Linked DNA regions of Homo sapiens: region 2 is linked to region 1. Evidence: read pairs that join two places in POLR2A ChIA-PET (ENCODE). Cell type or tissue: Panc1. All regions are shown on one strand. Each heading gives the region's core, and the rest is flanking DNA. Links, peaks and the distances in the headings are about the cores only.

Evidence for each region. ChIA-PET counts read pairs that join two places held together with the same protein. Peaks named below come from ENCODE experiments on the same cell type or tissue, not always from the same donor. Only the 100,000 strongest peaks of a DNase experiment are listed, where the experiment ranks them.
Region 2: POLR2A ChIA-PET joins it to region 1 with 5 read pairs; 4 of 35 experiments call an interaction of 5 or more read pairs at or near these places.

What each region holds. Positions count from the first base shown.
Region 1 is chr2:201,943,879-201,958,956 of GRCh38, reverse strand. No RefSeq gene overlaps it. Among named protein-coding and RNA genes, the nearest start is that of FZD7, 82 kb to the left of the region's middle. RefSeq lists enhancers at 8,930-9,471, 9,457-9,751, 9,472-10,015. In Panc1, for the core only: no CTCF peak of the experiment used is centred there; no DNase peak of the experiment used is centred there; H3K27ac peaks cover 1,746 bases.
Region 2 is chr2:202,013,191-202,028,268 of GRCh38, reverse strand. No RefSeq gene overlaps it. Among named protein-coding and RNA genes, the nearest start is that of FZD7, 13 kb to the left of the region's middle. RefSeq lists a silencer at 3,949-4,243 and enhancers at 3,970-4,833, 4,834-5,699, 7,406-7,931. In Panc1, for the core only: no CTCF peak of the experiment used is centred there; no DNase peak of the experiment used is centred there.

The sequences.
Region 1 (15,078 bases), core at 5,998-10,997:
TTCTTTATCAATGGTTATTTTGTTTCTGGGATCTATTCTTAAATACAGAAAACATCACATTCTCTGGGATCACATTAACAAACCTGCACGTTGTGCACATGTACCCTAGAACTTAAAGTATAAAAAAAAAAATCTGAATTGCTTTTAGTGATCTGTTACATTGCATGATGAACACAGTTAACATGTTGTATATTTCAAAATTGCTAAAAGAATATATTTTTAACATTCTCACCCCCCCAAAAAGTGATAAATTGGTAAGGTAATAGACGTTATTAATTAGCTTTATGGAATCTTTCTACAATGTGTACAATGTATAGGTTTCTACAATGTATAGACCAAAACATCATGTTGAATACCATAAATGTACATAATTATTTGTCAGTTAAATTAAAAAATTTTCACATAGAGTATAAATTTAAAAACAAATCTGAGTTGAGTCTTTAAGAAATTTCTGGGCTGGGCACGGTGGCTCACGCCTGTAATCTCAGCACTTTGGGAGGCCGAGGTGGGAGGATCATGAGGTCAGGAGATCGAGACCATGGTGAAACCCCGTCTCTACTAAAAATACAAAAAAATTAGCTGGGTGTGGTGGCAGGCACCTGTAATCCCAGCTACTCGGGAGGCTGAGGCTGGAGAATGGCACAATGGCGTGAACCCGGGAGGCGGAGCTCGCAGTGAGCCTAGATCGTGCCACTGCACTCCAGCCTGGGCGACAGAGCGAGACTCCGTCTCAAAAAAAAAAAAAAAGAAAAGAAATTTCTGATACTATTTGCATGACTGTTTATTCCAAGTGTTGATTCTTTGAGAAATGGATGTAAATACATCAACAATTGGAAATTTGCATCTGAATGAGCATAGATTACAGTGTTATAAAATTTTAAGTTTAATGATTCAAGTAGAAGAGTGTTTTTTGTTTGTTTGTTTTTAATATGCATGCTTGTGCCTTTGATCCACGCATCCATTTTTTCAGTGTTTTCACATTTGGAGCTCACTTCATGAACTTGAGTGTCTTACATTTTCTACACAAATCAGATTGGTGTAATTTAAATACTTTCAACGTATCTTTATTGAGTTTCTCCACTGTATAAAGCACTACTATATGAAGGTTAGAATGAATCACAGGCACACTGCTTTAAAAATCTTAGTAGGTGACAGGGCATGGTGGCTCATGCCTGTAACCCCAGCACTTTGGGAGGCTGAGGTGGGCGGATCACCTGAGGTCAGGAGTTCGAGACCAGTCTGGCCAACATGGTGAAACCCTGTACCTACTAAAAATACAAAAAATTAGCTGGGCATGGTGGCGGGTGCCTGTAATCCCAGCTACTTGGGAGGCTAAGGCAGGAGAATTGCTTGAACCCGGGAGGCAGAGGTTGCAGTGAGCCGAGAGCGTGCCTTGCACTCCAGCCTGGGCAATGAGAGCAAGACTCCGTCTCAAAAAAAAAAAAAAAAAAAATATATATATATATATATATATATATACACACACACACACTAATAGGCTAACTTCAGGCACACTGCCTAAGAATTAGCCCTGCTCTGCAAGGAGCAGCTAAAAATAAATAATAAATAAAAACTGTAGTAGACCAATACCTGTTCTATTTAACTTGGAAGGTGGGTGAGTGATAGTGGATTCTGGGTTTGAATCTTGCCTCCAACTGCATGACCATGGGCAAAGTACTTTTTTTTTTCTGTGCTTTCGGTTTCCTTATATGTTAAATGGGAGTAATGATTATACCCACCCCATGGGTTATTGTGAGGATTAAAGGAGACAACCCACACAAAGTATTTAGAGGAATCTAGCCTATAGTAAGTGCATAATATTAATGCATAAATTAGGTTGGTGCAAAAGTAATTGCATCTTAGAAGAGAAGGTAAATTTGCAAGTATTTCTTTCTTTTGGCTCCATAGTACTAATTGCTGGGGAGGAAGGAGACCCAGGGAAGAAGGCATGGTAGAACCTGGAGAGCTGTATATGTGTGTATTGAAAATGTAGACCACAGAGAGGTACTAGATTGTTTGTGTTACAAAGGGTCAAGAAATGAGACGATTCAGCAATGACAAAGAACTGGTTCAGGAGGAGTGAGGAAGCGGGATGTCGGCAGGGTAGGAGGCTGAGGTTGAAGGGTCTGCACCACGCTCGAGTTCTTGGAGGGGAGGCAGAACCGTGTAATGCGGTCCAGCTGTGGTCGCTATCCTATGGGACAGGGGTCATCCGTGTGGAGAAGGGCACAGAAGAGGGTGGTCAGGGAGCTGGACAGGTCATTGACATGAAGGTTGAGGTCACCAAGGATGATGACAGGGGAAAGACGGGAAATGCAATCCAGAAGCCAGCAGAGACCTGGAGAAGGCGGTGTGCCCAGATGGCAGGGACTTGACTGGCATGACCAAATGGCATAGACATGCTGCTGCTTCCCCTGTTGTGCGGAAGACACTAGGAGAAGGCGAGGCTTCGGTAAGGGGGCAGGAAGAGGCAGGATGTTGACTCGCCTGCACTGGTTTGGGTTAAGGTGAGAGGAAAATGAAGACTTAAATGGACCATGGAGTGAGTTTCCCCAGGGTTCTGTGGAAGAGACTCCTTAAGAAAGAGTGGAATTTTAGGAAGAGCTGGTTAGAAATGAGGATGAGTGTGGGGTTGGGGAGGGATTTACACACATGCAATTATAGGCTGGGGAGCTGAGACCTAGGAAAGGAGGCAGTGGTTTCAAGGAATCTCTCCTTGGAGAGTCTATGGCTCTGCCATAGCAAGCAAGAATAGTAAAAAAGAAAGAGGAAATCTACTTGATTATTTTCCTCCAAAGAGGAGAGGAACATTTTGTTCCCTGGTGGTCTGAGCAGCTGCCCCTCCCTCCTGCTTGGCCACCATTGCTGGCAGGGTCGCCGGCTGGCTCCTGGAGGGCAGGACCCACATGCATGTGGCACTGTCATCCTGCCCTCTCCAGACACGCAGCTCAGACCTACCTGCTGCAGGACACTCCATGGTTTCTGCTAATGCTGAAGTGAGCTGCATGGCTAATTCATTCCTGGCACCTCTGAGAACATGAGCTCATCATATCATTAAAGGAATAAGAATAAACAGGAACAAGGGAGCTGCTCAGGAGTTGGGAAACCTCTGGCCCTCTGTGCCTCCCACACATCTTTGGAGAGACAAAGGGGCCAGAACAGCCCACAGTTCCTGGCTACTGCCCTTGGCAGCCTCTCTGTCTCCACTGCCAGCTCTGGGCCACCGCTTCTCCACAGCATGTGAGCCCCCCTGCCAGTCTTCCTTAGGCAACTGTGGGTACCACCCGCATCTCCAAGCCTGTGATGGCGTCCGAGGGCCTTTTGCTCAAGATAAAATCGTTCTTCCTGATTTTGAATTTTCACACTTTGCATTTCCTAGTCCTCTTACCCTGGATCCATGTTAACTCTTGCTCGTCAACAATCCAGCCAAGAAAATTTTTCTTTGGAATATTATTTGCTTTTTCTCACCTCTGAGTCATCTCCTGTCTTCTTCCACCTGCCTGGAATGTCCCCTTCCTTCTCTCTCTGAAGGGATGCCAGTAACTACATCATCCATTGCTAGAGGATCTGTTTCTGGTCTTCTGGTCCCTTCATTTGACTCCCTTTGCTATGGTCTCTTTAGCGATTCCCAATCCTTGCCTTTATTTTTTGTACCTTCCTATGCCTCCGTGTTTCTGGATTTCTCAGTCCTGTACGTGCCAGTAGGGGGATGCAATCTCCATTTCAGGTTGCATTGTTAGTGAGGCATTCTTCTTATTAAATAAATCGGGCTATATAAAATTTCAACTCAGCTGGGTGCGGTGGCTCACACCTGTAATCCCAGCACTTTGGGAAGACTAGGAGGGTGGATCGCTTGAACCCAGGAGTTGGAGACCAGCCTGGGCGACATAGTGAAACCCCATCTCTACTAAAAATACAAAAAATTAGCTGGGCATGGTAGTTCACGCCTGTGATCCCAGTTACTCAGGAGGCTGAGGCACAAGAATTGCTTGAACCTAGGAGGCAGAGGTTGCAGTTAGCCAAGGTCATGCCACTGCACTCCAGCCTGGGTGACAGAATGAGTCTGTCTCAATAAAATAAATAGAATAAAAAATTTCAGCTCTCCCCACCCCAGCATTGCATGCCCTCCTGCCATGTTTTATGTATTTTCTTAGCATTTCCTTCTTACATGACTTAATATGCAGTGGTGCCCTTTAATAGCACAACCCACAGTAACTTCAGCAAAGAGGAAATATGATTGGTGGCTGATTCCTGCCATCTGCAGCATGTTCACCCTGATATTTTATCAATCTCACAGGATCCCACACTTGACACTATTGAGATTTTTGGACCCTACTATAGAATTATGTGAGTCTTCTACATATTTTTGCAAATTTGTTTATGATTATCTGTCTCCTTCATTGGCATGCAACCTCTATAAAGACAAGGATTTTGTCATTTGGTTGGTGCCCCATGTCCAAAACAGTTCCTGCCCTCCTAGGTGCTCAGTGAGTGTTTCCTGGATGGATGGATGAATGCGCTCACCCATCCCACCCCAAAGCTGGGGCCCTCACACCTGCTATTTTTAGTCTTTGCCCACGGGCCCGTCTGAGGGCCAATAGGGCTAGTAAATTTAGCTGACTCACTGGCTGGCTGACTTTAGTGTATAAAGAGGTTCAAGCCCCAAGAGCAACCCCTCTGAGAAATTGGGCAAAACCCAGCCCAGCTTTCCTTCAGGGCAGCTGCTCCTCTGAGAAGGAAACCCAGTGCCACTAGGGTGAGGCTGTGTCCTGGGACAAGCTTCCTGATCGAGGGAGAGCCATCAGACCTGCCTGGGAGGGGATGTGGCTTTGGCTTTTCAGGAAGCCCTTCTGGCTCAGGCCTCGGTCTTGACAGAGCAGGGCTGGGCAGCCCTAGGAAGCACGTGTGCTGCTGTTTCTGGGAAGGGTGGGGAGGGAGGGGGAATGAGCAGGGTTGGGGTGGGAGCCAGATGGGACTTATGATTCAATGGTCCAGGCTCAATAGGTGATCAGGATGGAGCAAGGAATGGACAGAGAACCAGACGAGGGCCTGGCACTGCACTTCTGTGTGAATGAGGAAAAGGTGCTGCTCTGAGCAGATGTAATAGGAAAGGGTGTTTCCTCACAACGGCTGGACTTGCCCTGGTAAGGCATGGAGAAAGTCAGCCAAGCCCCAGGACAAGTCAAGGATTTGGTGTAAGGTGACTTGACCAGAGAAAGCTGAGATTGGAGGATGAGAATCTGGTCCCTCAGGGAATGGGTTACCAGGCAAGGAGCCCAGGCATGGGAGAGCAAAGCTGGGCTAGTTGCTGGGTAACAAGGCAACAGAAACTTGCTTAGTGGGAGCTGATACACCGAGGCCCAAGTATGTCAGCGTCAGGAATAACTTCAGGGTAATGAAAGCATTCCCAATCTCTGTCTGCACACGGATGGCCCTGGAGCACAAGGCACTGCTGGAGCCATGTCATGAGGCAGCCTCAGCAGAGCAGGCCGTAGTTCCTCAAAGAAAGACCCATTTGTGTGGTTTGTGGTAGCTCTGTGGCTCTCCAGGTATGGTCCCTGGACTAGCAGAATCCTCATCATCTGGGAACTTGTTAGATATGCAAATTCCCAGCCCTGCCCCACACTCACTAAGCTGGAAACTCTGGGGTGGAGCCCAGAAATCTGCATTTTAACAAGTGCCAGGTGATTCTGATACACTCTACACTTCGAGGACACTCTGTAGCTGAAAAGCCCAAACTCTTGTTTTAGAGGCTGCGCTGGGGTTGGGAGAAGGCACAGAGGTAGATGTTTATGGGAAATGTCTGCCTGCAAAACCAAGGCAAAGATTCTGGACTGAAGCTTGGAGAATGGACTTGGGCTATAGTGTTCATTCTGGTCTTAAACAGCATGAGGGGAGGCTTTTCCTTAGCCCTGATTCTAATCTCAAGGCATCATTTCTTATAGGCAAAAGGAGACACTGAGTATTAGAGAACACCAAGAAATTATTGTTTATTCTCTTGGGCATGAAAATAGTGCGGTAGTCATGTAAGAAAATGTTCATATTTTTGGGGGAGATGCATGTTGAAATATATGGGTAGAGATAGCATATCTTGCATTTGCTTTCAAAAAAACATTTCAGCAAAGATAGAAAAGGAAAAAGGGATAGATTGAGCAAATGTGGTAAAATCCTGATAATTGTTGAATCTGGGGGAGGTATATTTGGGGGCTCAATGTATTGTCCTCTCTGCTTTTTTGTATGTATGATATTTTTCGTTTTATGAAAGGATGAAACAAGCTGAGAAGCAAACAAATGTTAAGTGCTCAGCTAAAACCAACCTTATTTTGTGCAGTGTGCTGCTGCGTGAGGTTGACCTAACGGGGGCTGTCTCATGGGGTGCAGTAGAGCAGCTTACCACTCACCCTCAGCTGCCCGCCCAGCCTCCTAACCCAGATAGCCACCACCCTGCTCTCTGTCAGGACCCCCACCTGTAGCTTTCACAGTAGCCAGGGTGGCTTGAGCCTGCACACACCTGTGGGAACCAGAAATGGCCCAGCTGGATCTCAATTTTAGGGGAAAGGGAAGTTCTGCACCATTAAATAACATAGGCCTCAGGGAGGGGATCAAATGTCAGATGGAAAGGAAGAACCGTCTCCTCGGTCCCAGCCAGCTCCACCACCAGCTCCCCGCCCAGCTGCCAGCAGCGGCTGCCTCCTTCCCAGGGAAGACTGGTCCCTCAGTCTCAGCTTTCTCTGGGCTTTTCTGGAGGCTTTTTTTCTAACTTTTATGAGGGCTGCTTGGTTTTTCACTTTAAGCCCATTCCATACTTGTAAAATGTAGGTCTTTGATGCTGTTTAGCCATACAAAGCAGTCTTAGTTGTTTTTCTCATTGTCTAATTTCCGCTTAGGGATTTCTTGGTGAACAATTCAGAGGCCTGCAAAGGCTCTTTAGATGCCCACTGGGAGAATCCATTTTTTTTTTTTACTGTTAGATTGAGAAATTCATTTTCTTTTGTTTGCTGCTATGCTACAAGGTTTATTATTGCTGTTGTTTTAATGGTCACTTTTTTTTTTTTTTTTTTTTTTAAGACACAGTTTTACCCTGTTGCCCAGGCTGGAGTGCAGTGGCATGATCTCGGCTCACTGCAACCTCTGCCTCCCGGTTTCAAGTGATTCTCATGCTTCAGCCTCCTGAGTAGCTCGGAGTACAGGCATGCGCCGCGATGCCCAGCTAGTTTTTTGTATTTTTAGTAGGGATGGGGTTTTGCCATGTTGGCCATGCTGGTCTTGAACTCCTGGGCTCAAGCAATCCACCCACCTTGGCCTCCCAGTGTGCTGGGATTACTGGCATGAGCCACCATGCCCAGCCAATGGTGTCATTTTTTTCTTTTTTGGGAAAGGGGTAAGGGGTGAGTTTTACCTCAGTTCTGAAAGTCTCACTAGGCACAGGAGTGACTTCACTGTCCACCATCTTTATGGATTGTCCCTAGAAACCTCCAAGCCTAAAGTTCCTCCTCAGCCTTCATCTCCTGAGCTGCCTCCGCATTTTCTCATGTTGTACAACCTCCATGCTGGTTTGAAGGGGAAAGCTCTTTATTTTCCCATTTAAAAAAATAAAAAACTAAGGCTCTCCTTTCATTACAAAGCTCAGGGAACTGATACAGTTATATTGACTGTATTTTTGCATTATCTGAGCATTTTAGAGTTCCTGTTGCTAATTTTCCATAATGTGTTTTCTTTTTCTGGGGGGAAGTGGCGGGAGACAGAGTCTCATTCTGGTACCCAGGCTGGAGTGCAGTGGTGTAATCACTGGTCACTGCAGTCTCCACTTCCTGGGCTCAAGCGATCCTCCTGCCTCAGTCTCCCAAGTAGCCAGGATCACAGGTGTGCACCACCACGTGCTGCTATTTTTTTTTTTTTTTTTTTTTTTTAGAGACGGGGTTTTGCCATGTTGCCCAGGCTGGTCTTCAACTCCTGGGCTGAAGCAATCCACTTGCCTTGGCCTCCCAAAATCCTGGGATTACAAGCGTGAGCCACCACACCCGACCCCATAATGTTTTGATAAAATAAGCCACAGGCTTTCCCTTTTGTGCCAGAAGAGGAAACAGGAGCATGAGATTGATCAATAGCTCTTAGTCAGGGATGACTGGGAGTCACAGCTCTTCATGTACTTAACACACTCTTCACTGAGTATTCACACCTCAGGCTCTGTGCTAGCCAGTCAAGGAGCAAGTGGGCACTGCTGTGACAGAGCTGCGACCCCTCCTCGTCTCTCTGGGAGGCAGGGCAGGTGCTGGAACTGCCCTGCCCGGTTTCTACTAGCTGAACAGACTTGGATATTTGTTTTTTATTTTTTCGAGATAGAGTCTCACTCTATCACCCAAGCTGGAGTATAATGGCGTGATCTCAGCTCACTGCAACCTCTGCCACCCAGATTCAACTGATTCTCCTGCCTCAGCCTCCCAAGTAGCTGAGATGACAGGCGCCTGCCACTGCACCTGGCAAATTTTTGTTTTTTTAGTAGAGACGGGTTTTCACCACCTTGGCCAGGCTGGTCTTGAACTCCTGACCTCGTGATCCACCCACCTCGGGGTCCTAAAGTGCTGGGATTACAGGCGTGAGCCACCGCATCCAGCTGGACATATTTTTTAATCTGTTTATCCATCTGTAAATTGGGGATAAAATAGTGGCTACCGGATAGGCTTTATGTGAGGATGAAATGACATCATGCAGGTAGAGTGACCGCATAATTATTAGACGCATGCTCTCTTCACCGCCGTATGTCATGTGATGTGTTCGTGATGTAAGCCCCTCCTAGTTCATAAGCTCCTTGAAAGACCCCCACTCCATCCAACCCTGTCATCCTTCTGAGAAACACTTCCGGCTCCCCACTGTCTTCTAATTTAAGTACAAATGTTTCTCATCGGCCTCTTTAATGTTTATTGAGTACTTACTGCATGCCAGGTGCTTTTCATGCACTTTTCACATGCTCATTTTATCCTCTTTTCTTTCTCTCTGTGTTAAAACCTTAAATTCCAACAGACACCGAACCTTCTGCAGAAAAGGGCCATAGGAAAAGTACCTAAGGAAAGTTGAGAATCACCTTGAAGGCCCCCGCTCAATTCTTCTCCTATCCATCTGAATGGCGGTTAATTCTGCAAAGAATTCAGCCTCACCGGCCCTTTGCCTCCAGGCCGCTTCAGATAGGAGATTATAATTGTTATGGAGCCAGCCCAGGCCCCAAGATTGAAACAGAGATAATTCTTCGCCATTAACACGAATCTGGAGTCCTGTGGGACAAATTGGAAAAAGAGGCGGGGAGGCAGCAGGGGAGAAGGGAGAACTGTTTAATCTCTTTATTTTCAGGAAAACAGTCATTTTAATGATTCGCCCTTTAATTTATAAAACAAACACAGCTGTGGCTTGACGTCCTTTATCTGATTTCAGAGGCGCTAACCTTCCAGTGCCGGCTCCGGAAGGGCACCCAGCGCGGAGACCGACACGGGTCACGTCCTGGGCTCAGATTGCTGCCTTGACTTAGGGAGCAGGGGCTGGGAACCCAACTGCTGCCGGCGCGGAGGCCTTGCCCACACCTGTGTGGCACGGAGCAGACAATGAGCCACTTTCCCCATGTGATCCCTTTGAAACAATCGGAGATTGTTTCATCAGCTCCTCAAGATGTAGGGCAATGCCTGACACTTAGTGGGACTCATGAAAGGTTCCTCCAGTCAAGCAAAAGGCATTTATGTTAAGTGCCATGTGGAATCCTGGAATGGATTCTGGAACAGTAAAAGGATGTTTGTGGAAAAACTGGTGGAATTTAAGCCTGTAGTTTAGCTAATAGTAAAGGCCAAAGTTAATGTTATTAGTTTTGACAAATGTGCTGTGGGTATGTAAGATGTTAACATTAGCGGAACCTGGGAGTACAGGTGAAGAGTATGGAGGATCTCTCTGTATTAGCTCTCCAATGTTTCTGTAATATTCCAAAACAAAAAGTTTGTCATTCAAACAAAATTCTGAGGTTAGAAAAAAAGGCAGTTATGGAGGTACATGAAGAAACAAAACATGACATGAAAGATGACATTGTCCCTATGAAGCTTTGATTAAAAACATGTATATCAAAGAGTTATGAGAATTCAATAACAGCATAAGTGACCAGTGCTTCTCAAACTTTTAGGGGTACACAGGTACCCCAAATGGTTGAGGTGAGGGGCTAGAAATTTAGCACAAGGGTTCTAAAAACCTCTTTGAATATTTTAGCTTCAAAATCATAAATATTTTCGTTCTTTTTGTATTACGTAAAATAATGATTCTGCCCCCACAATTTCAGGTAAAATTACTTGAATACTTTGGGGAGATTTTCCATGTTTACTTTGGGGCTTTAGGTATCCCTGGTTATACATTCGTGACCATGGAGGTATGTGTCCTTATGACAATATGAAATTTAAGCCCTGTGTTTTTGGAAAATGGCAACAATTAAGAAATCCTCATTCCCCATGTTTTTATGTTCTGAAAGTGGGAAACTGCAAAGGGCTATCCTACCATTGAATACTCTGAGATAATACTTCCACATGGCTCCCAAAAGACTTGGGGTGACTCCCTTGCCTACCTGCCTCTAGAAAACCTCAGGCTCCCTTTCTTTTCTTTGATACTATGTGGAGAGACAAAAATTTTACCCCTACGCTCTTAGAATTTTGTTTTGTTTTGGATAGGCCTGAGAATGAAATTGGCAAGACAGATCAACAGGAGAAAAGCATTCATTGGCCAGGTGCAGTGGTTCACACCTGTCATCCCAGCACTTTAGGAGGCCAAGGCGGGCATATCACCTGAGGTCAGAAGTTCAAGACCAGTCTGGCCAACGTGGTGAAACCCCGTCTCTACTAAAAATACAAAAATTAGCCAGGTGTGGTGGTGTGCACCTGTAATCCCAGCTATCCAGGAGGCTGAGGCAGGAGAATTGTTGGAACGTGGGAGGCAGAGGCTGCAGTAAGTCAAGATCACAGCACTGCACTCCAGCCTGGGCGACAGACCAAGACTCTATCTCAGAAAAGAAAAGAAAGCATTCATTATTTAACACAAGTTTTATGTGACATGGAACCCTCATAAGGAAATGAAGACTCAAAGAAATAGTTGGAGTCAATTACTTATATACTGAATGGGACGAAGAATAGTAAGTTGTGAAAAAGCAACTAAATTATGTGGGGGAGGCATAAAGATAAGAGTTATTTTAATAAGTTCTGTGTAGAATTCTCTCAGTCTCAACCATCCATTCTTGATAAGAACATTGCTTTCCTTCTAGTATAGGGAGGGCATCTTTCACATGGAAATAGCCTCTTCTGCTTTTAAGAAACAGATGGAAGGTCAGAGTGATCTTTTTGCACCTGCTTTTTTTTTCAAATACCTTTAACCCAAAATACTCAACATGCCAGAGTGGGATGGGCATGGTGACTCACACCTGTAATCTTGCTCTTTGGGAGGCTGAGGTGGGAGGATGACTTGACCCTAGGAGTTTGAGACCAGCTTGGGCAACATTGTGAGATCATATCTCTACAAAAATTAAAAAAAAAAAAAAAAAGCCAGGCATACTATGATGTGTGCATGTAGTCCCAGCTACTCAGGAGGCTGAGGCAGGAAGATCACTTGAAGTGGTTCAAGGCTTGCAGTTTGAGGCTGCAGTGAGCTATGATGGTGCCACTACATTCCAGCCTGGGCAACAGAGTGAGATCCTGTCTCAAAGCCAAAAAAAAAAAAAAAACACCCCAAAAAACTAGAGTGCAGTGGCACAGTCTTGGCTCACTGCAACCTTCGCCTCCCAAGTTCAAGCAGTTCTCATGCCTCAGCCTCTGGAGTAGCTGGGATTACAGGTGTGCACCACCACACCCAGCTAATTTTGTATTTTCAGTAGAGACAGGGTTTCACCATGTTGGCCAGGCTGACTTCAGGTGATCTGCCTGCCTCAGCCTCCTAAAGTGCTGGGATTACAGGCGTGAGCCACCGCGCCTGGCCGACCTTTCTCTTTCACAGTGGGGACTCTGCATTGACTATTGGCTCAGTCCTCAAAAGTGGGACCAAGAACAAAAGACAGACAGATCTGTGAGGAACTTTGAAGCCATTTCCCCTGTGATAGAGGCAACACCCCAAAGCAGCGAAGATAGTCTGATGGCTGGTTCTGGAGCCAAGTCTACACTGGCTCCATATGAGAGAGCTGCCACTTGTAGTTACAAGCTATGATCCCAAAACTTTCTGCGTGCTTCTAAGAGACACCAGAGAATTTACAGAAGAAATCTGTAGGTGGGGTCATTTTTCCCTTTCTCCACTACGAACAACAAGAATAATAATAGCCTTCACTTGCACAGACCATCCAGGTGCCAGCTACTGTTCCAAGAACTTGCACACATGCACATACCCATGTATATATATCTATCTATAAGGTAGGTATATATTATCCCCCTTTTACAGAGGAGGAAACTGAGGCTCAGAGAGGGTAAGTAACTTGTCCATGATTACACAGCTAGTGACAGAGGTGGCCCTTATACCTCAGAAGCTTGGCTTCAAAGTTTGCATTTCCTACCACTCTGCTATGCTAATGCAGTAGCCGCATACACCTTTCAGGCAGCCCCTATCCCATGTGAGCCACAGGATGCAGACCACCCGAGTCTGCATATTGTAAGTAAGGTATAATGTCGGTCTCAGCCCCTGAGAAGTTCAGGGAAGACTTGCTCACCAGAACTGTCAGTGCATTTTCTTGTCCATGCCAGAGATGATAGAGTGTGCACATTAAGAATCTTATAAGTCTCTTTCAAAGAATTTCAAAAACATTGGTCTTCAAACTTCCAGGAAGAAGGTGAGAATTCAGATGGCTCATTCATTCAAAATGCATTTATAAGGCTGGGCGTGGTGGCTCACACCTGTAATCCCAACGCTTTGGGAGGCTGAGGCAGGCGGATCACTTGAGGCCAGGAATTCGAGATAAGCCTGGCCAACATGGTGAAAACCCATCTCTACTAAAACACAAAAAATTAGCTGGGTGTGGTGGCAGGTGCCTGTAATCCCAGCTACTCGGGGAGGCTGAGGCACAAGAATCGCTTCAACCCGGGAGGCGGAGGTTGCAGTGCGCCAAGATCATGCCACTGCACTCCAACCTGGGGGACAGAGTGAGACTCCATCTCAAAAAAAAAAAAAATGCATTTATTAGGGGCCTGCTGTATGCCAGGTACTTTGCTGGGTTCTAGAGAAGTGATAATTCAGACTTGGTGGTCCCTGAACTCAGGACACCTCTAGTCCTGGAACATGTGAAGATGAAGTGGAAAGGGAAGGATGTTTCTCCAGCCATGGGAAGACCTGGGTGGGGGCCCATTCTGCCATTAACCTGCTCTGTGACCTCTGGACTTCAGCTTCCACAGCTGTAAAGTGAGTGGGACTGGACAATCTCTGAAGACCGTTTCTAGCTTTAAAATTTGATTCCATGCCAGGTACAGTGGCTCACGCCTGTAACCCCAGCACTTTGGGGGGCTGAAGCAGGCAGATCGCTTGAGCTCAGGAGTTCAAGACTAGCCTGGGCAACATGGCAAAACCCTATGTCTACAAAAATACAAAAATTAGCGGGTCATGGTGGCATGCACCTGTAGTCCAGCTACTCGGGAGGCTGATGTGGGAGGATTGCTTGAACCTGGGAGGTCGAGGTTGCAAAGAGCCGAGATTGCGCTGCTGCACTTCAGCCTGGGTGACAGAGCAAGACTCTGTCTCAATAAAAAGAGAGAAAGGTCATCTTTGAGGAAACTGCTGCCCTCCGACCTACTTTCCTTTCTCTGGCATGGCTTGGGGGAGCACCTACCTCCTCAAGGTCAGGTTTTTCTTTCCTTCTCTCTACAAAAGTCAGCTTGGGAAGGGTGTGCCTCTTTGGACCAGCATTCCCTTTGGCTTCTGTCAGCATGAGACTTGAAGCCTGCAGAAGAAATTAAACACAAAGACTTGGGACACAGTCCAAAGAGAGACATTTCTATTTTAACTAAGAGTTCCTCCTCAAACCAAATTATCTTCTGTGGCAAGGCCATTTATAGCTGGGACTAGGAAAGGTAGGTAACAGTAACAAGAGAAAACATATTGGTCTAGCTTTTACATGTGGTACGTATTGGTCTAGCTCTTTATTGGGTAGATAAGTAGCTGAATGAGACAAGTGTCTCTTGAGGAACTTTCTATTTATGAGGCAGCTACCCCATGAAATTCCAAAAATAATTTTAGGAGGTTTAATATTAAAGACACTTACGTAATAAATCCATATGTAGACAGCTATACCCAGAGACACATCAAGATATAATAAATGGAGATATAAATAGAAAAATATATACATATAGTAAATGGAGATATAAATAGAAGAAAAATCTATGGTAATATATTTGTTGTGATAGAGTACTAAATTTAGCTTTGAGCTTTCTGGCAGCCAAGGCAAGATAGGAAATACGACGAGATATGTGTATCATTTTCATCTGGTAAAAAGAAGAATACCAGTGTGAGATGCTGGGATTGCCAAAATTCAGAAAGATGTTCAGGAGAACAGACTTCCATGTCATCAAATAATCCTACTAAATGTATTCAGGTCAAAAACACCCCTGTTTGTGTCTCCTTTCAGATAGTTTTATATTTAGTTTCTTGGGGTCCTCATTTCTGAAGGCTTTCATGTTACATAAAATATATTAAATAAATTTGTATGTTTTTCTCTTGTTATTAATGTCTTCTGTTATAAGGGCTTCAGCCACGAACCTTGCGATGGGTAAGAAAAAGAGTACTTTTCCTCCCCTACACTATAAAGGATATTGGTCAATTGAGAAAAAGATTGTATCAATGTTAACTTTAATAAAATTGATAATATACTATGGATATGTAAGAGAGTACTCTTATTCTTATTCTTAGTAAATACATACCGATGGTTTTAGGGGTTAAAGGGCCATGAAATATGTACAGTTGACCCTTGATGGCACAGATTTGAACTGCATTGGACCACTCGTGCATGGATTTTAGTTATACCAAGTGTGCCCAACTCTCCCACCTCCCCTTCCACCTCCTCCATCTCTGCCACCCCTGAGACAGCAAGACTGATTC
Region 2 (15,078 bases), core at 6,481-11,480, 69 kb before region 1:
TTAGCCAGGATGGTCTCCATCTCCTGACCTCGTGATCCGCCTGCCTCGGCCTCCCAAAGTGCTGGGATTACAGGTGTGAGCCACTGCGCCCGGCCTCAAAAATAGTTATTTTCTAAATACAACGACTACCATTTATAAAGTTCCAAGTGCTTTAGGTACAGCATCTCTAATTTCACAACAATCCTGTGCAGTCCAAGTTATAACTTCCTTTCCATAGTAGCCAGCCTGAACTAAAGCTTAGGTCTATATAACATTTTCCACTTCATACTGCACTGCTACCTGATGTCTTTTATGATAAACACTAATGTATCTTCTTTTATATGTCTGATAAAAAGCTATTCCAAAATTTAGAGAAACCCCAGAATTTCTAGGCTGGGATATATCAAGTCCAGGTTAGTGATGACCCCTTGAACATTCCACCTAATTCAGGTTTCAAACCAAGTTGGAAGAATCTGTTAATTTTCTCTAGTTACCTAAGGAACAATTTAATTCCATTTCTGAAACTGCACTAGTGGGCATTTAGATTGAGAGATTTGGGAGCCCTACTCCTGCCCCCTAGGGCAAGTGGGAAACTTGTTGTATATCAGGCTCTCCCAGTAAGATAATTTTATCAAGCAGAGAGCTAGGAGGAGAAGCTGTAGGAACCAGACTCAAGGTAGTAATGAAAGCTTCCAGGGAATCCTCTGGAAGGGTAAACATGGAACTTGAACAGTGGAGTCCAAGCCTGGCTGGTCATCAGAATCACCTAAGGAGTAAATAAAAGAAAAAAGAAAAAAATTTTCTGAAGCCTGAGCCCTACTTCAGATATGTTGAGTCAGAATCTCTAGTGGGGGACTTGGGGATTTAATTTTTAAACACTCACTCGGTGATTCTTTGGAATTAGTCAAGTTTGGGAACCACTGAACCAGGCTTGTATTCCACAGCGGTACATTATGTTACTGATACCTTATAGGATGCCTTTTGTTTTTTTGTTTGTTTGTTTTTGTTTTTGAGATGGACTTTTGCTCTTATCGCCCAGGCTGAAGTGCAATGGCGCCATCTCGGCTCACTGCAACCTCTGCCTCCTGGGCTCAAGTGATTCTCTTGCCTCAGCTGGGATTACAGGCGCCTGCCACCACGCCCAGCTAATTTTTGTATTTTTAGTAGAGATGGGGTTTCGCCATGTTGGCCAGGCTGGTCTTGAACTCCTGACCTCAGATGATCCACCCGCCTCGGCCTCCCAAAGTGCTGGGATTATAGGCCTGAGACACTGTGCCCAGCTTGATGCCTTTAGTTTTGCATAAAGTTTTCACTCTAGTTGATTACTTTTTGAACTGAAGGATGGAAATAATGAGAACCATAAGGGAGTGTGACATGTGTCATGTGTGAGGGGTGTGAATGTGTGTGTGTGTATGTGTGTGTGTGTGTGTGTGAGAGAGAGAGATGGTTGGATAAATGTCGTTGCATGGTGTGATGTTGGGTCTGGGACCTTATTTATGAGTCTCAACAAGGTCACAGTGGCTATTCTGAAATGCAACAGCTGCTACTTCCACAGTTCGCTTCATAGCATTTCCTTAGACTGACCTTGCCATTTGTGTACCTTGTGCCACATGAATCCTGTCCTCAGAGGATTGAGTCTGGAGTAGACGATGTGACCCAGCCATGAGGTTGTCTGGCATGAGACCTCGGTCCAACAGTTGTGCCTGCTGGATACAGAGAGGCCAACTGATCGGATGCTTTCATTTGGGGTTCTGAGTGTAAAATATGCTGGCAGAAGCTGGGAAGCATTCAGTGAGAAGGGAACGAGCAGAAACCAGGAAGCAGTAGAAGCTTGAAGGAAGCAAGAGCTGTGAGGCAGTGAAGTGAGTAGAGACAGCAATTAGTTGGTGGCAGCAGGAGCAGAGGAAGGAAAGACGGGAGAGCAGCGGCCTTTATAGTGGAAAAATACGAAGGAAGGAAGGAAAGAAACAAAGGAGAAAGGAAGGAAGGAGAGAGGGAACACCTGTTTCAGAAGGAGAAGACAAAAAGACCAAGTCCTGAGAGCTGTTTCCTGGCTGCTTCCTTCCCTCAGAATTCTACCATCCCTTTGAATGAAGCCGTCTGACTCCTTGTCTGTTACTAGAGAGAACCTTACTAACCACAGTACAAGGCTTAGAAAAGGGTGAAAACACACGTCTCTTCCGACTTTCTCCTGGAGAATGTGTCCACAGTGGCAGAAGGCTGACCACAGAGGATCAGCACCAGTCTAGGAGAGGTATCCGCTAAAGGCTGATTAACAAGGCTGGGTCTTGCAACCACCTTCTTCTTGCTCAATGGCCTGGATAAAGAATTTGAGAATATACCTCCCAGGGCTGCAACTGACATTGAGTTGACTGTGATTGCAAAAGTGTTTCCAGATAGGAATTATCTGTAAAGGCCGGGGAGACATCTTTCTTTTGGGTTGTTTTGAGAACTAAGTGCACTGAAGAATCTAAAGTTCTTAACATGGTGTGGGGGCTACTAGTTGTCCCCCAATATCTGTTCCCCTCTTCTTCCATAGTAATGAAGCCCTCAGTCGTCAGATGGACATATGACCAACTGGAATAAAGATCTCATTTTCCAGCCTCCCTTTTGGGATCCACTGAGCCCAGGCCATGGGGTGTCAGTAAAAGTGTTGTGTGCAACTTAAAGGGAGTGGGAAGTACCCTTCTTCCCTCCTCCTGACAGCTGCAACTGCACAAGCTGTTGTGGACCATGAGGTGACACTGGGAAAGGAGCAAAAGAGAGAAGGGGCCTGAGTCTCTAACACAGATGTGCACCATGCTAGTCTGGGATGGACTCCCTCTGGATTTCTCAAATATGAGAACAAAATAAACTTTGATCATGTTTTAGCCAACATTGTTTTAGATTTTCCAATGCCTCACAGCCAAGCCTAATCCTATTTTTATCACAACGTATGTGGCTCATGGTAGGTACTCATCAAAAGTCAGTTTCTTTTGCCACTTTTCTTTGATATTACTGTATTCTCTCTTGTATTTCAGTTATTTTGGTGCTTTCTTACCCCACCTATTTATTTGAAAGGTCTTTGAGAGTAGGAACTATGTCTTATTTTTCTCCCTCGTCTTTCACAATGTAGACGTTCAATTTGTTGAATTAGATTGTGCAATTCATCAGTCAGATGAAGTTCAATGAAAATAAAGACCTATACATTGCAGAGAAACAGGATGGTGAAAGGCTAGCTCGGGACAAAAGACTTGAGAATCACAACGGACCACAAGCTAATCATGCGTCAACAATCACTGCTATTGTTTTAACTTATTTGTGTTTAGAGACAGGGTCTTGCTCCGTCACCCAGGCTGGCGTGCAGTGGTGCCATCGTAGCTCACTGTAGCCTGGAACTCTCTGGGCTCAATTGATCCTCCCGCCTCAGCCTCCCAGTAGCTGGGACTACAGGCGCATGCCACCATGTCTGGCTAATTTTTAAAATTTTTTGTAGAGACAAGGTCTCTCTTTGTTGCCCAGGCTGGTCTTGAACTCCTGGGCTCAAGTGATTCTCCCACCTTGGCCTCCCAAAGCACTGGGATTACTAGGATGTAGCACTGTGCCTGGCCCTACTATTGCTTTTAGATTAAACACATAAATTTGGCATGCAGAAAGTAAATGAAGCGGCGTGAAGGAACCAGTATGAAGAGTAACCCAAAGAAGTTAAAAAGGTGACTCTCAAAGGGGTGGTGGAAGGTTGTTGTAGAGAGATTTACTTTTTAAAAAGCCTACTTTCTGGGCCCCACTCCTAGAGAGTCTGTTTAAAAGCTCCTCGAGTGAGTCTACTGTGCAGTCAGGATCCAAAGTAGCTGATGAGAAGACAAGTTGAAAGTTTGTTTCTCTTGGAAAAATATATGAAGTCATTTAACTGTCTTCCCAAGTGTATGAAAATTTGTTTTGAGATGGATGTAGTGCATTTCTCTCTCCAGAGGAACAGAGAAAGACTTCAGTTACAGCCAGGGAAATGAGAATTCTTGGGGTCTTGGTCCAGCCACTAACCCCTTGTTCTCCGGCAAGTCAGTGCACCTCTTGAGGCTTCGTCTGCATCTGTAAATGGTAGAAACTGGGCTTTGTGATCTGGCTCTGCTCTGATAGCCTATGGCTCTATCTGGGAGTTCCTCGCCTAAGCTAGGACTTTCCAAGTAGGGACTTTCTTGTCTTCCCAGGTTCTGATGGCAGCGCAGCAGCCAGGCCCAGCAGCTCACAGCCTGTGCCCACTTGTGCTGAGAAGGCTGGGCACGCGATACCCTGAGTGTTCCCTGAAAGGCCACTTGCCCATCGCTTTTCTAGCCTTTCACATTTCCACTTAGCCGCCTTTCCTTCTCTCCCTTTCCCTGCCTCCCCCTTATTATTCTAAATAGTACTTTAAGCTCTAGAGCCAGGCTCTTCAATTAAGGTGTAGACAAAGTGGTTTGACTCCACTTGATTAAAAACCCTGTGAATGGGAGAGAACACAAACCTCAAAACATTTGCCTTTCAAAGCCAGAAGAGGGGGGGAGAGAGAAACTGTTATGTGATCTCGAATTTGCCAGATGTCAGCTTAGAGGGGCCTAAAGAATTCCTAAGCCTTTGTTTACCAAATCCTTCCTCAGAGCCTCAGTGAACCCAGAGCCTGTGGCTACCTTGCATGAGAGGCCACCGAGAGGCCAAAACTGGATGGGAAGGGGCAGGGTGGTAGGGGTCGGGGTGGGGAGAGGTATTTGAATTTTGTTTTTTCCACTTAATTATCTGCGGCTGCTTTTGGAGAAATCGGTTCTCTTTGCATTGGGAAATTAACCCTTAATCTCCACAAATGAGGGCAATCAACCCATTTACTAAATAAACACAGATCATTGCAGACTGGCTGCTCCTCTTTGTGATTTAATTTGAGAATGGTTTCACCTGAAGGAGGGGCCGAGGAGTGGCTGGCCCTGAGGAACCTGGCAGGGTCCCCAAAGGGAGGTGACGGATCGAAGAGGTGGTTAAGAGAGGGTGGAGTGAGCCAGTTTGAGACTGAAGAGGGCTTTGAGATTTCCTTTTCATGAGTAAATCCGAGTCCCTCCCTGGCTCGGGTCTTACCTTCTGAATTTATTTGGGGCCTTCCGTTGTATGGTGTTAATTTTGGCTTTGAAAGTGTGAAGCCGGTTAAAGCAACTTTTATTAGAATGCTGCCTATCAGAAGCCTCTGGGATGGGAACAGAGAAGCCCTTTATTTCTTAGCTAACTTTCTCATTAATATGTTGAGGAATCTCTCCTTGCTTTTAATTCCCTGCGTCAGTCACCAGTTATTTTGTTTATAGGTAGTCACAGAAGGTTATTTAAATCCACACAGTCACACTGCAGTGGGGCACAGTGCCAGCAGCAAAGTGCGTTCGATAAATGATTGAATGAACGAGTAAGGTACAGCTCAAGTTAAAAGGGTGTAATTAAACCACATGGTCTTCGTTTATTTTTAAAAATGTATTTAGAGTCATTATGTTCAGGCCCTGTGCTGTGTGAGATGCGGGGAATGTGTGTCCCCGCCATCATGGATCTTATAGTCTTTTCTTTCTTTTCTTTTTTATTTTTGAGACAGTCTCGCTCTGTCACCCAGGCTGGAGTGCAGTGGCGCCATGTCGGCTCACTGCAACCTCTGCTTCCCAGTTTCAAGCAATTCTCATGCCTCAGTCTGTCAAGAAGTTGGGACTACAGGTGTGCACCACCACGCTTGGCTAATTTTTGTATTTTAATTTTATTTTATTATTATTATACTTTAAATTTTAGGGTACATGTGCACAATGTGCAGGTTAGTTACATATGTATACATGTGCCATGCTGGTGTGCTGCACCCATTAACTCGTCATTTAGCATTAGGTATATCTCCTAATGCTATCCCTCCCCCCTCCCCCCACCCCACAACAGTCCCCAGAGTGTGATGTTCCCCTTCCTGCCTCCATGTGCTCTCATTGCTCAATTCCCACCTATGAGTGAGAACATGCGGTGTTTGGTTTTTTGTCCTTGCAATAGTTTACTGAGAATGATGATTTCCAATTTCATCCATGTCCCTACAAAGGACATGAACTCATCATTTTTTATGGCTGCATAGTATTCCATGGTGTATATGTGCCACATTTTCTTAATACAGTCTATCATTGTTGGACATTTGGGTTGGTTCCAAGTCTTTGCTATTGTGAATAGTGCCACAATAAACATACGTGTGCATGTGTCTTTATAGCAGCATGATTTATAGTCCTTTGGGTATATACCCAGTAATGGGATGGCTGGGTCAAATGGTATTTCTAGTTCCAGATCCCTGAGGAATCGCCACACTGTCTTCCACAATGGTTGAACTAGTTTACAGTCCCACCAACAGTGTAAAAGTGTTCCTATTTCTCCACATCCTCTCCAGCACCTGTTGTTTCCTGACTTTTTAATGATTGCCATTCTAACTGGTGTGAGATGGTATCTCATTGTGGTTTTGATTTGCATTTCTCTGATGGCCAGTGATGGTGAGCATTTTTTCATGTGTTTTTTGGCTGCATAAATGTCTTCTTTTGAGAAGTGTCTGTTCATATCCTTCGCCCACTTTTTGATGGGGTTGTTTGTTTTTTTCTTGTAAATTTGTTTGAGTTCATTGTAGATTCTGGATAATTTTTGTATTTTTAGTAGAGATGAGGTTTCGCCACATTGGCCAGGCTGGTCTCGAACTCTTGGCTTCAAGTGTTCCGCCCACCTGGGCCTCCCAAAGTGCTGGGATTTACAGGAGTGAGCCACCGTGCCTGGCCCAATCTTATAGCCTTGATCGACAAATGAATCTGGTTTTCTGTGATGACCTTGAATTTGTCTCAAAATTATAATGGGAGTTTGGCCTGAGCTAGGAGCCAGCCTATCCTGTGATTTAAAAATGAAGGGCTAGGCTGGGTGCTATGGCTCATACCTGTAATCCCAGCACTTTGGGAGGCCGAGGTGGGTGGATTGCTTGAGCTGAGTTCAAAACCAGCCTGAACAACATGGTGAAATTCTGTCTTTAACAAAAATACAAAAATTAGCTGGGCGTGGTAGAACGTGCCTAAAGTCCCAACTACTCAGGAGGCTGAGGTGGGAGGATCACCTGAGCCTGGGAGATTGAGGCTATAGTGAGCTGTGATAGCACCACTGCACTTCAGCCTGGGTGACAGAGTGAGACCCTGTCTCATAAATAAATAAATAGGAAGGGCCGAGTTGGAGAATGGTTCAGGGATTGATTTTTTTTTTTTTTTTTTTTGAGACAAAGTCTCACTCTGTTGCCTAAGCTGGAGTGCAGTGGCACAATCTCAGCTCACTGCAACCTCCGCCTCCTGGGTTGAAGCGATTCTCCTGCTTCAGCCTCCCAAGTAGCTGGGACTACAGGCACGCGCCACCATGCCCAGCTAATTTTTGTATTTTTACAAAAATACAAAATTTTTGTAATTTTGTATTTTTAGTAGAGACAGGGTTTCACTATGTTGGCCAGGCTGGTCTTGAACTCCTGACCTTGTGATCTGCCCGTCTCAGCCTCCCAAAGTGCTGGGATTACAGGCATGAGCCACCGTGCCCGGCCTAGGGATTGATTTTTTTATAAGTGATCTCAGACTCCAGTCATTCATTCCCTTTATTTTGGGGGGTGAGAAAACTGAAGCCCAACATGGTAGAGTGAATTGTCCAAGCGCTGGACAATTCACGACAGAAAGAACTGGAACTAGAATCCACACGTGTGGGTTCCTGGGCTTGTGTTTTACCCAAGAACTTTGCACATAAGGGCACAACTTTATTTTCTCTGCTTCCTCCCCACCTCACGTTGCAAATAGCTTGTGTGAGTTCCAGAGTGAAGGATCCAAGTGACTGACCAGAGTGAGGGGCTTTCGGGGTGGCCCGTGACTGGGAGACCCACAGAAAGCTGGTGAGTGGGGCTGATCTGCCTGGTGTCCATAGCCTGAGCTGCCCCGGACAGCTGTGCCTTGTCAAGAAAGGACTGGAAGTGTGTTGCAGAAACCACTGCTGGCATCCAGCCTCACCCCAGAGGTAGGGGAGGGACCTGGCTGTGCTGCTGGCTGTTTGTGCTGGGGAAGGGGCTGTTGGCTTGTTTCTCTGGCTTCCAGCAGACTTGTGAAGAGTTGTTACCAAAACGGAGGGGTTTTGAAAACAGCCCAGGAGGCCAGAGAGGAAACATTTAGAGAAGAGATAAACAAAAGAAGCGACAGACTTCTCACTCTAACAAAAGGGGCTTTGGTTTACCTGTGAAACTTCACTCCTCCTCTTCCCCTAGCCTTAATTTATAAAGCTGGTCCATGGCTCCAAGAGATTACCCTATTTTAAAGCCCTAGTTCTGAGGACCATATTGGTCTTGCTGTGTTTTGGCACCCAGGGTTGGTGATGTCCTGACTTAAATTCCAGCTGAACAGTTAAGAGTAAGCCGGCTAACTGACTCCGGTGTCTGGTATTAGCTGTGTCGTTACTATTTTTATTAACAGCTAACATTTATTGAGTGTTTACCATAGTCAGGCATTGTGCTAAGCCCTTAACCCACACTTCTTGAGTCTTCATCCTCATAGCAGCACTTTGAGGTGGCTACAGTTTATTTGACACATTTTACAGATGGGAAAACCAAGGCATAGAGAGGTCCAGGGTTATACAGGTAGTAAGTCAAAGAATGGGACTTTTTTGAGACGGAGTCTCACTCTGTGACCCAGGCTGGAGTGCATTGGCACCGTCTCGGCTCACTGCAACCTCCGCCTCCCAGGTTCAAACGATTCTCATGCCTCAGCCTCCCAAATAGCTGGGATTACATTACATTCATAGTGGCATCTGCCACTATGCCCGGCTAATTGCTTGCATTTTTAGTAGAGATGGGGTTTCACCATGTTGGCCAGGCTGGTCTCAAACTCCTGACCTCAGGTAATCTACCTGCCTTGGCCTCCCAAAGTGCTAGGATTACAGGCTTGAGCCACCATGCCAGCTTAAGAATGGGACATTGGATCCAGTTCTCTCTTTGAAGAAAAAAAAAAAAAAAAAACACTTGTGGGAAGGAAATAAGAACAAGGAAGAAATTTAGCCTGCTCCTAACAGCACAAGCCATCTGTGTATGTCTGGCCTGGAGAAGGCTCTTAGAGAGCAAACAGACAGGATGAGCTCGTGTTTTCTGTGGAAGCCTCGGTGAGGATGTGTTTCTCTCTACCTCCTATGCAGCCAGCTGTCCCAGAGAAGATCACAAGACCAGGATGTTCATGGGATGCTGCATCACTGTAAGGAATACAGGATGTTTCCTCTAGAAACAACCTCACATTTCTCTTCTAAGAGTGGTAGAGTAGTTTTCCCATTCACTATTTTGAAAGCTCTTAGTTTTGGTATAGTGGGGACTCATCTTTCTTTAGAGATGCAGTTTGATAGTTTTGGTGGAGAGCCTAGGTTTTGTGGATTTTAATCCTTGTTCAGTAGCTTGTTAGTTATGTGGCTTTGGACACGCTTCTTAACTCCCCTGGGCCTCAGTTTCCTCATCTGTAAAATGGTGATAATATTTAATAATAGCACCTGCTTCATAGGATTGCAAAGGTCAAATGAGATAATACAATGTACTTAGTACTGAGCATGTTACAAATACTCAGTAAGGAATGATTATTATTTGTAATGGTTTAAAGAGGCAATTTGATCTGGGCAGATGGGAGCTAAAGTTTCTGGTTTCTCAAAAGGCTGCCAGCATCATGTATGCTCAGTTGAGAGTGAGAATACTGTAGGAATGGCAGGGCCAGAGGAAAGTCACATTTCCATCCTGAATATTTCCAATGCACAAATACACTGAAGAGATGGATGTTTGTAAGTTGCTGCAGACCACAGGAGCTGTTGAAGAAAAAGCTTTCTTTTCCAAATCTGGATGCTTATACCCCATAGAAAAGATATTTTGGTCATCCCATGTTTATTTCTACCCATGCCCTTTTTAGGCATAGGTCTTTCAGAACCAAAAACTGTGCTAGGTATAAATAAAAGAAGAAAAAATTTCTTTTTCAGTTTTAGGCAATATGCATATAGCATTTATCAACATGATTATAATCTTCAGAGGAGCTGACCTTCTGATGGAAAACAGGGAAAAAACTGAAGTCCTAATGGCACATTAAAAAATGTTCAGCTTGCTTTATCTTATGGTCCTGCCTGTTTCATCTGGGATACAAGCCAATTCAAAATGCCCTATAGCTCATTTTAGATTTGCAGAGCCTGTGGAACCCTGCCCATTCTTGCAAGTGGAAGGGTCAGAAGCAGTTATTTGCTGCACAGCAAACCACTGGCAGGCAGCATCTGCATCTAATTTTTTTTTTTTTTTTGTGGAGTCTTGCTCTGTTGCCCAGGCTGGAGTGCAGTGGCACAATCTCGGCTCACTGCAACCTCTGCCTCCTAGGTTCAAGTGATTCTCCGGCCATAGCTTCCCAAGTAGCTGAGATTACAGGCAACCACCACCTTGCCTGGCTAATTTTTGTACTTTTAGTAGAGACGGGGTTTCACCATGTTGGCCAGGCTGGTCTCGAACTCCTGACCTCAGATGATCCGCCCACCTCAGCCTCCCAAAATGCTGGGATTATAGGCATGAGTCACTGTGCCCAGCCTAAAACATATTTTTATTTCCTAGGAGGCTTTGCACTAGATGGTGCTTAATAAATATTTGTTGAATAAAAACGTTGTTTTCTACTTTTCTTTATGCAGTTAAATTTGTTGGTTTAAAATAATTTTCCTCATAATTTCTGAGAGCTTAAACACTGAAGTTTGTGTTTATGTGTGTATGTAAAATAACAATTATAGGAGTTGAGTCCAATCTTCCTCCCCAACTATAAGTCCCTGTTACGGTGGTCCCTATACCTATCACCATGGCCCCCCTTGAATACATCTGCCTTACTATCTTTAAAAACACACAAAACCCCCAAAAACAATTAATTACAAAAATGCTGTTTTATGTTGTAGCAAGTAAAAATGGTGCCCTGTCTTTCATGACTTCTATAAACCAGTAAGGGCTTTGAGCACCCAAAGGCTTAGAACCCCATCTTACTTTTCAAAAACAAACAAACAAACACACAAAAGAAACACAGATTCTTTTGATAAACATAAAACCCTCACAATTGCCCAGAAAGTCTAATGTGTTTTTTTTATCTGCATGTTTTAGATGCAGAAATGGACACTTAGAGAGGCTAAATAACTTGTCCAAGATCATGGAGCTAGTAACTAGTGGGGCTGTGATTTGAACCCGGGCCATCTGGCTTCAGAACTGGAGGCACCAGTTGATCACGCTGACAAGTGTCAGGTGTCTGTGCCACTGGCCAAAACACAGTTCTGGCAGGAGAGATCTCAGCTCTGCTTGAACTCCAGGGAGAGAGGGCTTTCTTTGCATGTTCCCATTTCATTTTTGGACAGCTTTAATTGTTAGAAAGTCCTTCACTATATTGAACTGAAATCTGCCTCCCCAAGGCTTCCATTGATTTTCACAGTACAAATTTAATCCCTCTCCCACACAACCACCCCTCAGATATATGTGTGCCACCCCGCCCCCACACCTCCTCCTCCACCCTGTTGGTGGGAACACTGGAAACAGGCCCTCTCAAGGTTCCAGGCCCCTAGTGCGGCTGAGACCACAGGGAGGCTAGATGGGGCTTATACAGGAGGCGGAATGTTAAATCAGGTATTGCCAGTTGTTGTAGGTAATGTTTAGAACCCTGGACAAAGAATTCTCTAGGAACCAGCTAAGAATGGCTCACCATCCCTGAATTATACACTTCCCTGTAACATGGACATTGCCATAAGATGTCGTTGATCCTGAAAGTGGCTGAGTCTTTTTTTTTTTTTTTTTTTTTTTTGAGACAGAGTCTCGTTCTGTCGCCCAGGCTGGAGTGCAGTGGTGCAATCTTGGCTCACCACAAGCTCCGCCTCCCGGGTTCATGCCATTTCCTGCCTCAGCCTCCCAAGTAGCTGGGACCACAGGCGCCCGCCACCATGCCCGGCTAATTTTTTTGTGTTTTTAGTAGAGACGGGGTTTCATCGTGTTAACCAGGATGGTCTCGATCTCCTGACCTCATGACCCGCCCATCTCGACCTCCCAAAGTGCTGGGATTATAGGCGTGAGCCACCGCGCCTGGCCTGTAGCTGAGTCTTTATTCCAACCTAATTAGTTTCAGTGGGAAGGGAACCATAGACAAAAAATTATTGAGGATGAAACCCCAAGAGACATCAAAATGGGTAGGATGGAGCGCCCAAATGGGGATGCAGAGCAGGTTCTGCAGCAGGAATGATCATGTGATGCCTAATGGGTTTGAAATGGCAGTAGACACTTGCTAAGTGCATACCCTGGTCTGAGCACAAAAGAGACTTAGAAATGCAGTTTTAAAGTCATTTCTGTTCCCTCCATTGATTACGTTATAGAAATAGAAACGCATGGGTGTGTGGCAGGTGGTGTATAGTAGCAAAGCAACCAGGGCCTGCTCCTTTGGAATATCTCAGCCAAGGAGACTGAAGGAGTAGCACGTTTTGGCAGCAATTTTTAGCCGTTCTCTCCACCCCCAACTCCCAGCCTTTGGCTAGACTTGGCACCTGATGGATGGGTGGCTTATCTTTGTATAACCACATGGCCGAATATCTCCAAAAGGCCAGCAAAGATATGGTAGCCTCAAAGCTCAGCAGGACCCAAATCCTGACCAGATCCAAAGATCCTTTGGAGAGGCAGCAAACATGGCCAGCAAAGGAGATGCCCTAATTGTGTCTAAATGCATGTGTTCATTCATCCATCCAAAACCAAGTGTGCTGGCCCCTGTGTGTGGACCCACAGATACAGTGGTAAACAAGCCCAGTACAGTCTCCGTGTCGTGCCGTACAGACTTACTGCACACATACCACGTGCCAGGCTCTGTGCTGGCCTGACTTGGTATGTAGGCCCTTAATGTCCCATCCTTTTAGGGGTTTTAGGAAGGAGATGTGGACGGCAAATGTCTTCCATGCTTTTGGAATAGGCTTCTGTTGGGGGTATGCTGGGACTGCTCGTGCTGGCTGTCTTCTTGGAGATGTGAGATGTGCAGCCACCAAGGGCTCCTCAGAGGAACACCCACAGGACTCTCCATCCACGCCTCCATCAGGCAAATTCCCCTTTGTCTAAATTTGGATGTTGTTCTCTCTAACGGAGCAGAGGGTAAGTCTAGCAATGTCAGCCTCCCTTGGAATCTCAGGCCAAGCCTTTGAGCAGACAGGCATTTCTCATCCTCAGTCTCTCAGCATCTCCCAGCGATTAACATAACCTGACACCAGGCCCATCAAGATAAGGATCCTAATGGCCACAATGTCTTCCCTTTCCTCCCCCAGCCCTTCTTTATTGCTCTGCACATTACGCTCACTTCCAGCAGGGAAGAGTTTAGAAGCGTGGGGCTAGGCGACCCCGTTCTGCAGGCAGCTCCCCGCAAGGCTTGTGCGAGGGCTCCAGGGACAGAGAAGCATTTCCCTTTAATAAGCTTCTCACACTACATTAAAGATAAAAGGGGAAGGGAAATATTTATATTCTGACAAAGCAGCTCTTCCCTTCAGGCTCTTGTTTTATTTATTAACTTGCTCTGTCCCTCTCTCAGTCTTTCTCTATTTCAGGGGCGAGGCATTTCCTCTCCTTCTCCCCTTTAGTCACTAATTTTGTGGGTGAGTGACAGTGACAGAGGGACTTTAGAATCGTTGTCAAAGAGATGGGATTTATAGGTGGGTGCCATTCCCAGGTGACACACACAGCTGTTCCTGTACCCTCTCGGGAGATGCTCCCCCATTACCACACTTATTATATAGCCCTTGGACGGCAGGATGAATCATGCTGGTTATGTTATGTCATTTAAAATGAAGCTGTGTCAGTCCAGCAAATTGCTCAGAGATACAGTAATCTGGATGCTGACTCCGTACACCTGGGACTTCTTCGACCTCTTCTTTTATTGCATATTTTCCTCTCTCCCAGAGGTGATCTCTTGAGGAAGCTTATTTCCTCCAGCTAATCTGCCTAGAGCCAATAAAACACAGATATGCTGTTTTGCAATGATTATCATTAAAGTTGCAGGCTACTATTGTTCCAAAGCCTACTCTAGTTGTAAAGGAGTTAATTCTCTTAAACATGCCCTGCCTAGATTATTAGATGGTCAGGATGGTTTAGCCTCTGTTCTGTTGGCCCAGGGAATATTCATCTTGTTTTCCAAGTAGAAGCTCTTTTGTTTTTTGGTAGTGACTTTTTAAAAGTGACATATGATCATCATTTAAAATTTCAAGTACAAAGAAAGCAACAAATGTCCTACCTATCCACTTGTGGAGAAGCAATATAGGGTGATGGTTGAGAGCAAAGACAGCAAAGACCCTGGAGTCTGAATCCCTGGGTTTGACTCTTAGCTCTCCCATGTACTATCTGTGTAACCCATAGGAAACATCTCCATTCCTCAGTTTCCTTACCTGTAAAATGGGGGTGATGATATCTACTCCTTAAAAATTTTATGTGGGGGGCCAGCGGTCCTCATGCCTGTAATAGCAGCACTTTGGGAGGCTGAGGTGAGTGGATCGCTTGAGCCCAGGAGTTCAGCCTGGACAACATGGCAAAACCTCATCTCTACAAAAAAATATTTTTAAAAAATTAACTGGGTGTGGTGGCGTGCACCTGTAGTCCCAGATATCTGGGAGGTTGAGGTGGGAGGATCACTTGAGCCCAGGAGGTGGAGGCTGCAGTGAGCCATGATCACGCCACTGCACTCCAGCCTGGGCAATAGAGTGAGTTTATGAGGATTAAATTTGTAGATACATGTAAAGTTCTTAAGATAGTGTTGACACGTAGTGAGCACGTAAAAAGAATTAGCTATTGTTACAATTACCATTGAAAAATAATCAGAAAGCAAGAGAGGTCACAAATAATTTTATTGTAACATGATTATATTATGCATGCTTTTAAAATAATTAAAAACATTAGGCTTGGTTTTACCTGAACTTAACAGTAAAAAGGAACTCAGGTGAAATTAATAAACTTCAAAGATTAGTTCCTGAATGACAAGACATGTTAGTTTCTAGAAGATCATCCCAAGATTAGAAAAATATAATGGGTGATGAAAATTAATTGAAAGGTTGGGTGGG